Regions from separate parts of the Homo sapiens genome. Here regions 1 and 2 are each linked to region 3. Evidence: chromatin contacts called from ENCODE Hi-C data. All regions are on one chromosome and are shown on one strand. The core of a region is the stretch at or near the end of the contact, and the rest is flanking DNA. Distances in the headings are between cores, read along the strand shown.

Evidence for each region. Hi-C counts contacts between places; a loop is a spot of excess contacts on that map. Pooled maps may share reads with other maps.
Region 1: a pooled map shows a loop between it and region 3 (9-fold over the local background). The contact joins two enhancer-like sites. A Hi-C loop is called at or near these places in 2 of 37 single-sample maps with no recorded cell type and 3 of 50 pooled maps.
Region 2: a loop to region 3 is called in a pooled map, with 4 times the contacts of the local background. The contact joins two enhancer-like sites. A Hi-C loop is called at or near these places in 2 of 37 single-sample maps with no recorded cell type and 2 of 50 pooled maps.

The regions. Positions count from the first base shown.
Region 1 is chr7:6,728,325-6,731,024 of GRCh38, forward strand. No RefSeq gene overlaps it. Among named protein-coding and RNA genes, the nearest start is that of ZNF12, 23 kb to the left of the region's middle. RefSeq lists enhancers at 300-1,275, 1,327-1,536 and silencers at 1,687-1,796, 2,207-2,256. Within about 2 kb of position 1,432, at least 39 of the 41 ENCODE cell types and tissues checked have a DNase peak (open chromatin) inside an H3K27ac peak, as active enhancers do.
Region 2 is chr7:6,254,868-6,257,567 of GRCh38, forward strand. All of the region lies in intron 1 of CYTH3 (cytohesin 3), which reads right to left. Among named protein-coding and RNA genes, the nearest start is that of CYTH3, 16 kb to the right of the region's middle. RefSeq lists an enhancer at 1,769-1,818. Within about 2 kb of position 1,451, at least 15 of the 41 ENCODE cell types and tissues checked have a DNase peak (open chromatin) inside an H3K27ac peak, as active enhancers do.
Region 3 is chr7:5,229,806-5,232,505 of GRCh38, forward strand. WIPI2 (WD repeat domain, phosphoinositide interacting 2) reads left to right here. Exons shown (of 13, transcript NM_015610.4): 13 at 1,030-2,700. The coding sequence ends at 1,142. Among named protein-coding and RNA genes, the nearest start is that of WIPI2, 41 kb to the left of the region's middle. RefSeq lists an enhancer at 2,152-2,301. Within about 2 kb of position 1,451, at least 10 of the 41 ENCODE cell types and tissues checked have a DNase peak (open chromatin) inside an H3K27ac peak, as active enhancers do.

The sequences.
Region 1 (2,700 bases), core at 182-2,681, 1.5 Mb after region 3:
CTCTTTCTTTTCTTCTCTGTTGCCCAAACTGGAGTGCAGTGGCACCATCATGGCTCACTGTAGCCTCAACTTCCCAGGCTCAAGCGATCCTCCCATCTCAGCCTCCTAAGTAGCTGAGACTACAGGCATGCACCACCACACCTGGATAATTTTTTTTTTTTTTTTTGTAGAGATGGGGGTCTTGCTGTGTTGCCCAGGCTGTCCTTGAACTCCTGGCCTCAAGGGATCCTCCCAGGTCACCCTCCCAAAATGCTGGGATTACAGGCAAGAGCCACCGCAATGGCCCATTTCTTTACGTCATCTTCCAACTGTTCAGCCAACACTTAACTCTGAATCAACTGCCAATCTTTGAATCTGCTAGTGACCTGAAAGCCTTTCCAGGCTGACCCAATGTGTACATCCCATGTATTGATTTATGTCTTTGCCTGTAACTGCTGTCTCCCTAAGATGTATAAAACCAAGCTGTAACCCAACCACTTTGGGCTCACGTTCTCAGGACCCCCTGAGGCTGTGTCACCAGCCATGGTCACTCAAATAGGAGGCCCAGAATAAAACTCTTTACAAACTTTGAGTCTTTTTGGTCAACATAACCTAACCCTAAACATAATCCTCCTGGGGAAGGTGAAATCACAGGTATCTTTTCTTTGTTCGATTTGTGTATTTCCTGATTTCTCTACAGTTTTTAGGCATTTGCTGTGTGATCTAGAAAAGCTACAGAGTCTCGCTCCGTCGCCAGGCTGGAGTGCAGGGGCGCGAGCTCGGCTCACTGGAACCTCCGCCTCCCGGGTTCAAGCGATTCTCTTGCCTCAGCCTCCGGAGTAGCTGGGATTACAGGCACGCGCCACCACGCCCAGCTAATTTTCGTATTTTTAGTAGAGACGGGGTTTCACCATGTTGGCGAGGATGGTCTCTATCTCTTGACCTCGCGAGCTGCCCTCCTCGGCCTCCCAAAGTCCTGGGATTACAGGCGTGAGCCACCGCGCCCGGCCACAAATTCTATTTTCTTTCTCTTCCTTGGAAAGCATCGCTGGGCATTTATCCTGTCCTAGTATTTGAGTGAAACTTCTCTTAGCATTTCAGCGCAGTGACCACGATACACCCTTTCCTTTCCTTCTCGTTATGGGAAACTCGGTTCTAACCTGGAGGCCTTGGGCTCCAGGACCCAGTCACTGCAGCCCTGGACTTGACCCTAAAAGGGAATAAAGACAAATGCGAAGTTCAGTCCGGGGATCAGGGCTGCCGAAGCTCATATAGCCTGGGGCTTCTTAACCTTTAGACGGGGTAGAGACATTTGAAATGGCCCCTAAAGTTGGGGGGCGCTGGTAGGCTCATGGGAAATAGAGTCCGGCCCTTGTCCTGGGACCAACGGTGGGCCCTGGGAGGCGGACTTCCGGTGAACTCCTGCGCGTGTGCGCCTCTCCCTGGGTGCGTGTTCGCACATGCGCGCTGCCGCCGCACTGCCATCGCTTCCTGTGTGTCCTCAGGTCACCGCTTGCTCTAGTTCCCAGGCTTTGGCCCCCAGTGGACGAGAATCGCTGAGCCTGCGGGGCTGGACGCTGAGCGCCTAGGCCAGCACCTAGGCGGGCGCGGAGCTATGTGGGCCAGGGTTCGCACGGGCCGGGTGGAGGCTTGAGCGGGGACCCCCGAGCGTGAGCCCCTGAGCCGGCGGCCCTGCGGCCAGGGGAACCGGGCGGGAGGTGGCGAAGGTGGCAGCGGAGGCGGAGGCGAAGGGGCGGCGGGAACCGGGCCTGGCCCGTGTGTGTCCTGGGGGCCTGGCCCAGGCCGCCGCTGTACGGTGAGTCCCAGGGAGGCGGATCTGGGCCCCGGGAAGGACACCCTCCTGGATTTGCCCCGTAGGCCCGGCCCGGGCCCCTCAGGAGCAGAACAGCCTTGGTGAGGTGGACAAGAGGGGACCTCGCGAGCAGACGCGCGCCAGCGACAGCAGCCCCGCCCCGGCCTCTGGGGAGCCCCAGGAGGGTAAGTCTTTGGGTTTTCGGGCCCGGAGCGAGAAAGGCCTGGGTGAAGTCACCGTATGTTCGGGACCTTAGAGTATGAGGCGGGGGAGGGTCCGATCGCTTGCAGGAGAGGCGTGTGTTTGGCCTTGAGGCGCTGCACGGGAATATCTGGGAGGACGAGGCTTACGGGGGCGTGGAGGGTATCACCAGCCTCAGCTGCAGACGTCGTCTCCACTCCCCACTAACCCCTAACAGCCCTTCCTCCTCCTTTCCGTGCTCCAGATTTCGACCGCCTCTAAACGTCCGTCAGCATCTCTGTTCTCTCATTTAAGTGTCTGCTGATTCCCCCCTTAGATCTGCCCTGGAGACTGGTAGTAATGCAGGAACAGTCTGCAGGGATTCTCTCTTGCTGCCTCAGTTGCTAGGGGAAGAGACTGGGCCTTAGCAGGTGGGTGACTTGACCGGGTCACTGGCTTTGTGGGTAGAGTTGCTCATAGTAGAACTCAGGAGTCTTATCTCCCAGGCCAGTGTTCTTTCTCCCGTATCCTAGTTTTCTTAGTAGAAGGTTATTAGGTGCAGCAATAACCAAGTTCAGTTAGATAATTTAGAAACAAAACCATATTTTATACACATTCATTTCATTTCTGAGAGCTCACATACTCAATTCCTATGGTTTCTTTGATTTTAAGCAGTTTAAAGAGACAATAAGAAAATGCGGGCCGGATGCAGTGGCTCACACCTGTAA
Region 2 (2,700 bases), core at 201-2,700, 1.0 Mb after region 3:
GGATTCATCGTACCATTCCTTCAACTTTTCTGTAGATTTGAACATTTTCAAAATACAAAGTTGGGAAGAAAAGATATAATAATCATATTGCCAATCATCAGTTATTCCTCAGCCCAAATAAAACAATTCTTCCAACTCACTCTACTCAGTATGTAAAGACAGGCAGGCCAGAGGCTTAACACACTGATGACTAACAGTTTTGAATGCCTACTATTACAATCGTCGAGATTTTTGATAAATTCTTCATATAAATAATTTCACTTCGGTTTTTTAACAGCTTAGGGAGATTAAGTAACTTACACAAAATCACAAGGCTAGAAATGACAGAGCTGCAGATATTTACTTAAAAATATGTCAATACCAAATATTTGTCAACACCAATCAGGCTCAAATGTTTAAACAAACTTATGTAAGCATACAGAAAGTATGAATACAAATTCTCAGAACCATTAACATTATAGATGACAATATTCTGCCTTGAACAAGGGGAATTACCCGAAATATCCTCAATGGCTGACCTGATATAGCAAACAGGGAAAAGTTCTGAAATCCTAATTCCTAGAGACCCCAAGGGAAAAGAGGGCCTCTCCAATCCCACAGGACTAAGACTATTTAGGAAGGAATGGCTACATAGTTATCTCCAGCATGATGCATCCCAACAGAGTCGGCCGTGAAGAAGCTGGGCTGAGGACCAGAAAGGCCCCCACCACAGCACTGCAGTAGTCCTGGGGGTCCAGCACCTCATCAAGATAGGGAGGGAGGGATATGTTGGGGACATCAGGAGAAAACAGCTTCTACTTCAAGTCTCTTATGAAATTAAGGACTTACAGACTCCCTATGTGGGGGAGACGCTCAGGTTAGTGTGACTACCCAAGTTTGACCTTTAATCTGTTTTTTTTTTTTTTTTTTTTTTTGAGATGGAATCTCCCTCTGTCACCCAGGCTGAAGTGCAGTGGCGCGATCTCTGCTCACTACAAGCTCCGCCTTCCAGGTTAACGCGATTCTCCTGCCTCAGCCTCCTGAGTAGCTGGGACTACAGGTGCCCGCCACTACGCCCAGCTAATTTTTTGTATTTTTAGTAGAGACAGGGTTTCACTGTGTTAGCCAGGATGGTCTCGATCTCCTGACCTCGTGATCCACCCACCTCGGCCTCCCAAAGTGCTGGGATTACAGGCATGAGCCATTGCGCCCGGCCAACCTTTAATCTGTTTAACCAAAGTTGAAATGGCCCTGTCAATAACTTTACAACTCTAAGGAAACAGCACTCCTGTAAAATCTGTTCTTGAAATTCCCAGTCACTGATCCAATCAACTACATTTCGTGATGGCTGAAACCAAGATAAAACCGCCTACAGCAAGTCCTGAGACTCGAGAACTTCTGCCGGGATATTCTCTCCAAAGGGAGTCACTGGCCACTGGTTCAGGCAGGGGGCCCTAGAGCACACTCCCATTTGTGGAACTCCCAGGCAGGCCTGCACCAAACCTCAAGGGGGCTGAAAGGACTAGGATAGTGGACTTCTCTCTGAAGACACAAATTCTTTGCTCCCCTTTACAGGTATAACAGAAATGGGAGATAAATGTTTTAGCGCAGAACTTAACAAGACTTCTGAAGTAGATGGTCTTCATTACCTTTAGATGCAAGACAGTCCGCTCTTCACCAGAATCATAATAGGTAATACTTGACAGGAAGACATGCAAAGAGAGAAGCCCCCAGACTCCTCTCCTGAGAAGGAAAAAGTGGGGAGCGGTGGAAGCAGTGGGAAGGTAATAGAGACTTAAATCCTAAAACAAATGTCCAAGTACTAACAGCAGCAGAACCCAGGGGAAATAGCTTATGTTCTTTCCAGATGAAAAAAATTAAAAAGTCATGTTCTGCATGTCCAGCCAAATTACTGGGCACTTGTCAGGCAGAGCAACTACTGGGGGAGCCAAGGGAGGGCAGGACACACCACATCCATGTGGACTCTGCTCCCTCTGAGAGCTGTCATCAAGAGTGAAGCTGGCGGGACAACGTGTGGCGAGCAAGAGCTAGCAGACTTCAAGACCAGTCTGACCACAAAAAGGAAGGAAAGAAGGCATTTGACTTTCTTTTGTGAAAACTGAAACATCCTAGTAACCATCTGACTAGTATACAGTTTAACCACTACTTTGAACTAAATTTCAGGAACATAGTCCATAACAGACACCCTGTGATTCCCGAGAAAACGCAACATTTTAGAAGAAGACTTATCCAACGTGAAGATTTTTTTTTACATAAGGCAATGAAAGGCATCATTTATTCTCGAAATGTGTCATGCTCTCAGAAGTGTGGTCATATACTGAATCAAAGTCTACAATCACTCATCTTCCCACGCCTGGGAAATACAGCCTCATCATGTGAACAGGCCAAACATTCAAAAGACACTAAAATTCTTCAATTTTCCCATACTCTAACACAAACAAAACTGAATTCATTTGTCTGATCCTTTCTCAACTCAAAAAAATTTTAATCTAATTACTGAAACTTGGAAAAGGACATTCTTGATTATTTTATTTCCTCTCTGTAAAGAACTAAAAGGAAGTCCTGTCTTCTAACAGAATATTAAATTGCCAATGCCACCTTTGATTACTGCATACTTCTAAATGTACACGTTAAAATACACATAAAGATTTGCCAAATGAAACAATGTATTTCTAAGAATACGAAAACGTATTTTGTTTT
Region 3 (2,700 bases), core at 201-2,700:
GGCTCCGGAGCCACCCCACCAGCTCCTCACTGGGAAAGATGGGGACTGGTTCTGAGAACATAAGCGAGGTTGGTAAATGGGTGTTCCCAAGGCCTCTCTCAAGGCTGAATTCAGTTTCGTTTCCTTTTTTTTTTTTTTTTTTAAAGGAGAGATGGGGTTTCCCTATGTTGCCCAGGGTGGTCTCAAACTCCTCCTGGGCTCAAGTGATTCTCCCGCCTCAGCCTCCCACAGTGCTGGGATTATAGGCATGAGCCACCGTACCAGGCTCATTTTCTCCGTTTTTAAAGAAAATGTCATCCTGGCTCAGGTGACTCTGGGGTCACGTGACTTGGGCCCAGACTGGCCACCTCTCAGCCAAGATACCACCCTGAAAAGTACTGCCAAGGGTTTTGCCTCAGTCTTTTCCCTCCCACCTTTTTCGTCCTTCAGCAAATCTGCATCGAGTACTGCCTTCATGCTGGGCCTGTGAAGTGCAGAAGCTGTAGGGGAATGAGGCCAATGGGCTCCCCTCCGGCGGCAGCACTAAGACCCATGCATGAGATCCTCCAGCCACAGCCTTGGCTATGTGAGCCACCTTCTTAAAAAAGCCAACTCGCACTCCAGTGGGAGAGCCTGTGGTTTTGCACCCACGCAGGGCTGTGCCTGCTCGCTGCCACTCCCATCTGTGAACCGGCACTTCCAGTTCATGAGCCCACCCTGAGAGTCTCCTAGTGTCATTTTTTTTCCTGGTGTTATTTTTGAGCTCTTAACCAGCTTGAGAGAGTTTGTGGCCCGTCCATGAGGGAGCCTCTGTTTACTGTGCAGGCATCATTTTGACATTTATGAATGTCAGAGAACAAATGACTTCATCTCGAGCTGCCTAAGGCTGCAAAGAGTTCATTAGAAAGCAATCAGAATTCAGAACGTCTTAGTACAGGCTTCAGTTTATAAATATACACCAGTGTTTCCAAAACACAGTCCTCAGTGTGTGTCATGGGGTCTGTGGTGTGTCCCCAGCCTTTGAAGGGTGACTTCGTCGTCTCTTTGCAGCCTACACAGACGACCTGGGTGCTGTGGGTGGCGCCTGCCTGGAGGACGAGGCCAGCGCCCTGCGCCTGGATGAGGACAGCGAGCACCCGCCCATGATTCTTCGGACTGACTGAACTTGACCTGTGACCTCTGACCCGGGGAGCAGAGAACACTGGCTTCACAGAGGACTTTGTGCATTGCTGCTATGAACTTTGACCTGAGTCGGGGGAGAGGATGGCAGAGACTTTATTAAAAAAAAAAAAAGATTGTAGTGGTAGTCTAACTCCATAACGCTGAGGAAATACATCATTTTCACTTCAGTGGCTTTTAAATCCTGCTTATGAATTTTAGCTTTTTGTTTGTTTGTTTTCTCTTTTTGCCAAAATTAACTGTTTGGTGAAGCCCGCAAAACCTCCTCGCTTTGCATGCATGAACGTGCCAAGCCAGCATAGGGGAGCTAGAAGCCACTTTCCAGCCACCTGCCGTTGGGTTTTTTCATATCTGTACATAATGCCGAGTGCGTAAGGAAACCGTGGCGTCGCGCACAGTGGGTCTGCTTGTCAAGGCCAGTTCTGCAGTGACAGGCCCAGGGGCTGCCCACCAGGTGTGCTGGGCAGACTTCAGCTGGGACAGAAGTCCGATCTCCCTAGGGCCCCACCTGGACCATTTTCCCTCCGTTTTATTTTGTTAATTAAATTCTTTCCAAATTGGATCGCTCTGGGATTTCTTCCATGGTGGACTTTTGTTTCTGATCTTGTTTTCCCTGTGGATATTGGAGGACAGCGAGGTTCTTTCTGATACTAAAAACCTTTCTTTCAGGCAGCAAATGAACTTGAAAGGTTGCCTGGACTCGCTGGAGCAAAGGAAAGCGATTTTGTTTGTATAATTAAATGATCTGTTCTTCTACTTCACTCTTCCTGTTGAAAAACTGTGTGATTTTTTTTTTTTTTTAAGTAAAGTTTGTAGCTCCTCCCATGCCCAGGAAAGCACAGAACTCAAGTGTGGTGGCCGTCTGAGCTGTCCTTTCGCTGGCCCCGCTGTCCGCAGGGGCTTCCTACCTGTGTGAGAGGTCGTAGCGGGAGACAGCAACAGAGAGTAGGCGGCTGGGCCACGTCCTTCACAGGGCGTCATGTGCCTTTCTATTTTCATCTTAGAAAATTTCCTCAGCAAACCGATGAGAGATTGTGGTTGCAAGCTTCAGTATTTGCCTCGCTTCCCTTCCCTTTTCATATTTACAGAATTAAAACAACCTCAAGTACCTCAGACTCTGCATTCCAAACCAAGGCACCCAGCAGCCAAAGTGTCGAGGGCATTTAAGTGGCATTAATGGCAGGAGAGATGGTTTTAGAATCTATGGAGTGGTGGAAGTTACGGATAGAAGGGAAAAGGCAAAAACTATTTACCCTGCCTTTGCAGGCTGGGGTTTTTGAACCGAGGAAGGCTGGGACGCCTGTTTCCAGATGGTTGTCATGGTCACGCTGGGCGAAGAGCTGGAGGGGAGTTGTCCCCTCAGCTGAGCGGCTGCGGTGAAATGCCCCAGTGTTCCTGGGTTGGCTTTACGGCAAACTAAATGCAGGGGACGCTGGAGTCCGACTCACCTACACCGGCTTCCTCCCAGCCGCTGGTGTGCGGCACACACAACATCTGCATTAGGCAGAGGTGCAAGTGGGCTGATTGAACTTTTCCTTCAAA